2 separate regions of the Homo sapiens genome follow, and region 2 is linked to region 1. A link is a contact called in ENCODE Hi-C data. All regions are on one chromosome and are shown on one strand. The core of a region is the stretch at or near the end of the contact, and the rest is flanking DNA. Distances in the headings are between cores, read along the strand shown.

Evidence for each region. Hi-C counts contacts between places; a loop is a spot of excess contacts on that map. Pooled maps may share reads with other maps.
Region 2: a map of CD8-positive, alpha-beta T cell shows a loop between it and region 1 (5-fold over the local background). The contact joins the promoter of COMMD9 here to the promoter of HIPK3 in region 1. A Hi-C loop is called at or near these places in 2 of 168 maps with a recorded cell type or tissue (CD8-positive, alpha-beta T cell and naive thymus-derived CD4-positive, alpha-beta T cell) and 5 of 50 pooled maps.

What each region holds. Positions count from the first base shown.
Region 1 is chr11:33,256,113-33,260,142 of GRCh38, forward strand. It overlaps HIPK3 (homeodomain interacting protein kinase 3), which reads left to right and starts at 1,269. Exons shown (of 17, transcript NM_005734.5): 1 at 1,269-1,777. RefSeq lists silencers at 1,024-1,353, 1,614-1,953, 2,024-2,223 and enhancers at 2,564-2,613, 2,654-2,743.
Region 2 is chr11:36,287,161-36,291,019 of GRCh38, forward strand. COMMD9 (COMM domain containing 9) reads right to left here and starts at 2,264. Exons shown (of 6, transcript NM_014186.4): 1 at 2,202-2,264. The coding sequence starts at 2,252. RefSeq lists enhancers at 1,626-2,328, 2,165-2,414.

The DNA.
Region 1 (4,030 bases), core at 19-2,518:
CCTCCCAAAGTGCTGGGATTACATGTGCGAGCCACCGCGCCCGGCCTCCTTTGTCTCTTAAAGGCATTATCCAAAATACTCATCTTCCGGTTTGAAGAGCAGCAGGGATTAAATGTGTATTATGTATGCAGCAATTTGCCACTCCCTTTGCCCTGCCCCAGTTACTGCAATAGAAAATTTCTGGGAATAAATACATCTCTGGTAAATTCAATCTTGCTAGTGAAGATTATGAAGGAAACAAAGAAAGGACACTTCCATTCCAGAAAGGTGTTTGTTTCCCAAAAGGTTAGACATTGATTCAGAACAAAGGGAACCTGAGGAAACGGGTATAAAAGAAAATCAACTCTGAATGTGAGGTATTAGAAAGCCATTTGTTTCCTAGGGAAAAGGAGGAAAGATGGGGTGGGAGACATGGGCTTTACTGTATAACCTTGGTCATGTCACCTAAACTTCTTGGAACTCCTGAGTGTAAGAGTTGGGACCAAGGATCGCAAAGCTTCTTTCATTCCTAAAATTCTATGGTTCCACGATTATGTAAGCTGAAACAGGCCATTCTGTTGATTTCCTAATCTCCAGGAGGAAAGAAACTAGTCTTTGGGAGTTAAACCGACTAATTTAACGGAGAATTACCAATGTGGAGGTGGGCGAACTTCACAATTATGGGGTTTTGGACAGTAGAGATGCTCTTAAAATTTCCAAGAGGACCCTTCCCCCGTCCTTGAACCTGGCTTTACAATTCTCTTCACTCTTTGGGATAGGGGAGCGGGTAGAACCTAGTTTAGATTGAGGTCGTTCATTTGAGCATTTCCCCTTTACTTATTTTGGGACCTTTAACGACCAAATGCCGAGAAACAGATCCTTAATTACGGTTCCGGGATCTCGAAAGGCCTGTAAAATCCTGCTTCCGCATCTTCATCCTTTCTTCGGGTATTGGGATCTTTTTTAAAAATGTGTATTTCTGGCGGAGGGGGCATGGAGTGAGGTTCAGAACAGCAGAGCCGGGCTGACGGATGCTTCTTTCGCGGGAGGCTTGGCTTGCGGGACTCCGGGTTGGGGCCGCACGGGCTGGCAGGCGGGCTCCGGGCAACAAGGGCGCGGCTGCGGACTGGCGGGCGGACCCCGGGGAGGGGCTTCACGGAGGCGCCGCGGCCGGAGCGGAGCGGAGCCGCCCGGGCTGGGCGCGCAGCGCTGCCGGGCGGGCGGTGGCGCTGCGGAGGCGGTGGCCGAGGCCGACGAGCGCGGAGGAGGGGCCCGAGGCTGGGGCGGCTGGTGGCAGCTGCCTCAGTGACGACTGCCGGCATCGCGGCGACCTGAGGAGATCAAGCCGCAGGCCCCGCCGTCGCCACCACTCCCGCCAGTCTTCCTTCTCCGCTCCCGGCCGGGGCGTCAGGAATGGGCCCCAATCGCCGTGGGCCCCGCACCCTGCGTCGCCCGTAGGCCCCAGTAGCCGGAGGCCGACCGGCCTCCCACTACCCCTCGCCCTAGCCAAGCCGTCCCCACCCCAAATCCCCGGGAAGGAAGATGAGGGAGACGGGCCCGGCGCTTAGCAGCCAGAGCAGCAGCAGCAGCAGCAGCGGTCGGGGGAGGGTGTTTCGCCGTTTCCTCTCAGCCGCCAGGACAAGATGGCAGCGGCCGCGGAGAGGGGCTGAGCCCGGGCTGGGTGGTGCCGCCTGCTGAAGCGCCTGGCTCCCGGTCCCCGGCACGGCCCTGCGCCCCACCCCGGACATGCTCAGGGCTGCGGCCGCCCGAAGAGGAGAGAGCGCGGGCCTCTAGGAAGGTAAGGGAGTCGAGCGAGGGGCGCCGCCACCCCGGGGTGGGGGGATCGGCTCCGTCTGCGGGCTCCGCGGCCAGCGGACCCCAAGCCTGACCCGGGCCTGGCCCGACACCTCCGGCGCAGCCCGCACTCATTGCGCGTCCCGTGCCCCATCCGCATCCCCAGCGCTCTCGTGCTCCCAGTTTCCGCCCTAGCCCCTGCAGTGTGGCCCGGTATGAGCCGCTCCCTCGAAGCCGGCGCCACGCCAGGCCCTGGGCCGCCGGACGCGGGGGCCGTAGCCTCCGGGAAGCCGCGCCTGGCCGGGGCCCGGGGGCCTCGGCCCCCCCTCCCCCTGCCAAGGTTGCGCAACGGCTCTTCCCAGCAACCGAAGTTTTGTTTAGTCCCACGGGGAGCCTCTCTTCCCCCTCCGCAGTCCTAGGCCGTAACTACGGAGATCCCTTTCCTTTCATTAAGGGGAACAAACAAACGCGCAGGCACGCAGCTTGAGCACCCCAGCCGATGGCCGCGTCCCGGGCTTTGTGGCCCCGTCCCCAGCGTCGCGGAGCAGCGGGTTTGCAGGGTGTCAACTCTGGGGACGTGCGTGCGTGTGTGTGATTGTTGGGGAGGAGAAATGTGATCCGCGGCTCCGCGTCCCCAGCGGCGGCGGGAGGAAGGCGTGGCGGCCGCGCGGCGGGGCTGTTGCCGGCTTCTCTCGTTACGGTGGCTGCCGCCCGCTTCCCTTCGCCGCACTGGGAGAACTGGCGGAAAGACTTTGGATGAAAATGTCTGTTTCTCTGTCGGGAGGGAGACGGCTGTTGTAAAATGGTATGTGGCTCTCGGGGAATCCTGTTGTTCCCGTCTCATCTCTGCTTGAGGAATTGCGCTGAAGAGTGTGTGCGTAAATTACCTTGGACTTGTTACAGAGTAGTCGTAACACGTTCAGGCCTTGAACCGTGTTTTCACAACCTCTTACTGCCCTGTTAGGGAATTTGTTTTTCCACCTGTCAGTTGGCTGCTTCTAATTATAATAAGGGGCTTCTATTAGCAACAGCAAAAAATTTCAGTTTATCGTCCAGTTTAGAGGGAAAGCGCATGGTTGGCTCTATTGTAAACTTTGTTTTGATGTCTGTCTGGTACAGGGCCGGAAAAGTTAGCTGGCAAACCAGTCTGCGTGTGCTTTTGCGTACTTTCTAGTAGTTTGGAGATCTGCTGACACTTTTTCCCTTTTTGCTATTTTAGGTATTTGCTTTTAGCTGTAGCTTCTGAAGTGGGAGTACTTATATTCATTCAAACCATCTCAGTTAATTTCAAAGTTTTAGTTGCTGGGCTCTTTAAAATTTTTAAAGAGGTTTCCTTTCTGATCAAATTTTTGATGAAAAGTCTTGAGCCGTAACGGTGGTTACTGCTTACCCAACTAAGACATTTTAATCCTATATTATTTAATTTTTCAGAAGCTGGTGAAGTCTCACCATATGTTTGATAAGTCTAGATTCTGCTTATGTTTGCAAGTGCAGTGCTAATTTTATACAATGAGCAATGATAAGGTTTAGATAGGTCATGATTAAACTTAGTATTTTAAGTAAACAAAATATGACTGACCTTTTGTAAAAAAAGTTTTCATAGTTTTATTGATTATCTTATGCTTTCGTGCCACTTATCAGTAATTGCAATTTTACCAGCCAGATACAGTTATTTAGTTTTAAGTCAATGAAATATTTCTTGGTGTATTTATGGCTGCATTCATAAAGTGTAGAGGACTTTTATTTCTGAACTATAATGCTTAACCTGTTTGAGATTTTTCTTTTTTGAAATTTACTTATTTAAAATTTATGTTAAGGCAGAGATGTGTTGAAATATTTGTGATGTTTGGGCATGTCTTTTTTTTTTTGTACTTATGGAAAAATTTGTTCCTTAATCCCCCCCTCTGCCTCCCGCCCCCCGCCCCAAGGGGATCTCTTTTCTAAGAAAAAAGTATTTGTGGAGAACCTTAGATTAAAACTGTTGTAAAAAAGTAAGATGAGTTTGAAATCTAGAACAGAACTGGCCATTAAATGTTTCAACTTTATATTTGGGCATTGCTGACTACAGTAGCTAAACATACATATTAGGCAAGCAGATCATAACATGATAAGTCAGCCTTACTTAGTTTATTGTCAAAATATATTTTCCATTGAACTAGTCATTACCTTGCTTATAAACTGGTCATTGGCTTTTGGGCATGGGATTTTAGAGTCACATTAAAATGGATGGTTTATATGAGATACTTCTTCTTGTAAA
Region 2 (3,859 bases), core at 1,014-3,513, 3.0 Mb after region 1:
TGTATATCGCGTAGTATGTATACTACATACTATGTATATCGCGTAGTATGTATACTACATACTATGTATATCGCGTAGTATGTATACTACATACTATGTATATCGCGTAGTATGTATACTACATACTATGTATATCGCGTAGTATGTATACTACATACTATGTATATCGCGTAGTATGTATACTACATACTATGTATATCGCGTAGTATGTATACTACATACTATGTATATCGCGTAGTATGTATACTACATACTATGTATATCGTGTAGTATGTATACTCTATATTATATACATACTATACATAATAGTATATATACTATATTATGTATAGTTCCGCAGAATCCTGCAGAACTGAGGGAAACTGAGTAAAGGATAAATGGGATCTCTCTATATTATTTCTTACAACTACATATGGATTTATAATTATCTCATAATAAAAAGTCTAAGTATTTTTTTAAAAAAAGAAAAGAAAGTACACAGGACAGTAGCAATGAAAATCAATGAACTACTGCTACATAATGGTGAGCAAAAGAAGCCAGGCATAAAAAAAAAGTATATGCTGTATTATTCCATTTATGTTAAGTTCAAACATGGGCAATATTAAATGAATTGTATCAGAAGCAAACATAGAGGTTACCATTGGGGAAGAAAGTGAGGAAGCAAAGAAAGGGCGAAAGGGGGACTTCTGGGGTACTGGTAACATTTCATTTTTTGACTTTGGTGGTGGTTACATTGGTGTGTAATAAATCATTTAACTGTAAATGTATGGTTTATGCACTTTTCTGTATGTATACTACACACTAATCTTTTAAAGTTTTTAAAAGAAAAGAGTGCATAAGACCAACAGGTATAGGGGCGGGGGTAGGTACAGAGCAGCCAAAATGAAGGTGAAAAGGCACTGGGTTGGGAGCTGAGAGCCCTAGATTGCCAGTCCCAGCTCTGTTACTTCATTTATTAATTCATTTAACAGCTATTTACTGAGCACGTGCTGTGTGCCAGGTATTATTGTTCTACTTATTGGGCATTAACACTTGTGAACAAAAGAGTAGATCCCCTTAGGAGTGGAGAATGCTAATGAACACTGAGAAGGCAATTAAAAAATAAATAAGTAAAACAAAACAGAGACTATTACATGGACCGATGATGATGATGTGCCATAAATTGAGGAGAGTAACTCAACCCTCTTCACCTGGTGTTTAAAAAAAAAAAAAAAGAGAGAGGAAGAAAGGAAAGGTCCCTGATGGATCTTACATTCTTATGAGACAGACGGACAACGGGCAAATAGCTAGCGACAAGTTCTACGAAGGAAAATAAAGCTGCCCTTTCTCCTACAGGGCAAATCATAAGTTAAATAATTCCGGCCAGGCGCGGTGGCTCACGCCTGTAATCCCAACACTTTGGAAGGCGGAGGCGAGTGGATCACGCGGTCAGGAGTTCAAGACCAGCCTGGCCAAGATGTTGAAACCCCGTCTCTACTAAAAATACATAAATTTGCCAGGCTTGGTGGCGGGCGCCTGTAATCCCAGCTACTCGGAAGGCTGAGGCATAGAATTGCTTGAACTCGGGGGGCGGAGGTTGCAGTGAGCCGAGATTGCGCCACTGCTCTCCAGCCTGGACAACAGAGCTAGACTCCGTCTCAAATAATAATAATACTTCATTTGAGCTTTACAAAGCCCTATGAAGTAGGTCCCTTTCAACCTCACAACTTTTCAAATGATTATCAGGAGTATGTCCTGCCCCTTTCGCAGGTCAAAGAGAGTAGGGAAAATCTGGACCTCAAGGGAACATTGAACGCACAGGTCATTCGGAGGGCTGGGCAGACGCAGTAGGAGATAATTTCTTAATTGTGCAATGCAGGAGGGGCTACGGGATGAAATGGGGAACTGACAACGTGGGTCTAGCAATTACCACTTCAATGCACCAATACCGAAAACCAATCCCAAAGACTAATAGCAGGAGGTTGTACTGCGCCTTCATGCCCATTATTTTATTTTTTTTTATCTTACGTTCCTGTCAAAACGATATTTTGTTCTTACTTTTTAAAAGCTCAGAAAGACGCAACGATTTGCCTGGGATCACACAGAGAACAAGCAGCAGAGTTGTGGCTCCAAACCAGGGTCAATTTGTTCCCAATTCCTGCTCCGTCTAAAGTCTCGGAGACAAAGGGCCACCTCACGCTGTCCCCACCCCTTCGACTTACCTTGAGCAGGCTCTGGAGTGCTGCAAAATGCTCCGCTGTCAGGGCAGCCATCTTGCCGAAGTCACATGACCGTGGCACCCAGGGAAGCGAGGTCACGTGGCTGTCGCTGTTGTCGCGGGGCCTGCCGGGGGCTGTAGTCCTTCAGAGTGGGGGAAGGCGTTTCGGTTGTGGTGCTGCGGCAGTGAGCGCGGATCAAGACGGACGCGGCGGCTGGATGACTAAACCCCGAGACTCTAGAACCAAAGGACTAGGGGGACCAGGGCGGAGGATGGTTTACTCGGGGAGGAAATTGGCTTGACTTGTCTACTTACCAAGTCAGGGAAACAGGTTTTCCCTTGACCCATGTGGGTGGGCTGGCGCACTTGGGGAATGCACCTGCAAGCTTGGCAGGCGCCTTGGAAACGTAGTTGTTCAGGAGTGATCGGCGTACCAGTGTTTGGAATGAAAATGAGGCTGTGCATATCGGGCTTCTTGGAATTGACACACACACATGCACACATCCTGTCTTGAATGTAAAATTACTTCTGCGTATATAGTTTTTCAGCCTATGTAGTAGGTTGGAGCTGGTATTATTAGTATTATCCAGATTGGGAAATAATCATTTAGGGTTTTTAGTAACTTTCCCATAGTCATAGAGAAGATCTGATTACAAGAGCAGGTGAGGAAGTGTTTGGGAGAGGGGACAAGAGAGGAATGGAATGAAAGCTACTACCTAGCTAGGTTCTTGTTATACGGGGGTGAGATGGGGGAGGAGGTTAATGGAAATGATTTAGTTCATTTATTCAAAAAGGTAATTATAATGAATATAATTGTAAAGAGTGATTTTGCACTGGCAGTACTGGACTCTGATTTGCCCTGTTCTCAGAGACCGTACATCAAAACAGACATTTCCTTTATCTACCTTTAGTATTTGGGTGGCTCTTTTCTTTTCCTACCCTCCACTTTTTTTTAAGCAAATTCCAGCTCAAAAAATGGGTTCTGATATATTCGAGCTTAAGAAAGAATGCCCATTTGTGAAATTCCAGAAATTGGTAAGCTGCTAAGGACATTTGTTCCTTTGTCTCCTCTCCTCCCCCTTCCCCTTCCCCGACTCCATTTTCTGTGGGGATGTTGTCAAGGCCCAGGAAACCAAAAATCAAATTGTCTAAGGAGGAACCCATTCCTGGATTAGAAGATTTTAGAACCATTTTGTCACAGGGTCCTGATTCTAGCTCTCTTTCTTGGCCTCTCTTTTCCATGAACCCTCATGGCCTGATTCCTGGTTTCTGTTATAACTCAATGTAGGTTCTAGGTTTAACTCCTGCCTGTATCTATAGGGCTGGGCCCATTGTCTTGGGTTAATTGAATATTTGTTAAATAAACAACCACCCAAAAAAGTGATTAGACTAAGATGAAATTTTGTGACTTATTTGAGGATATTGCCTTGGTATTTGCAGGATTGTGCCTTCTTGTCTTACTTTAGAGTAATGAGGAGTGTGGTCACCAGCCTTCAAGATGGCCCTCAATGATCCCAGCCTCCTGGTGTTCACAACCTAGTGTAGACACCTCCCACCATGTACCAGGATTGGTATGCATGACCAATAGCAAATGGTGGGTGTGAATGGCATATCACTTCTGAGATTAGGTTATACAAGACTGCACCAAAAAACTAACAAAAA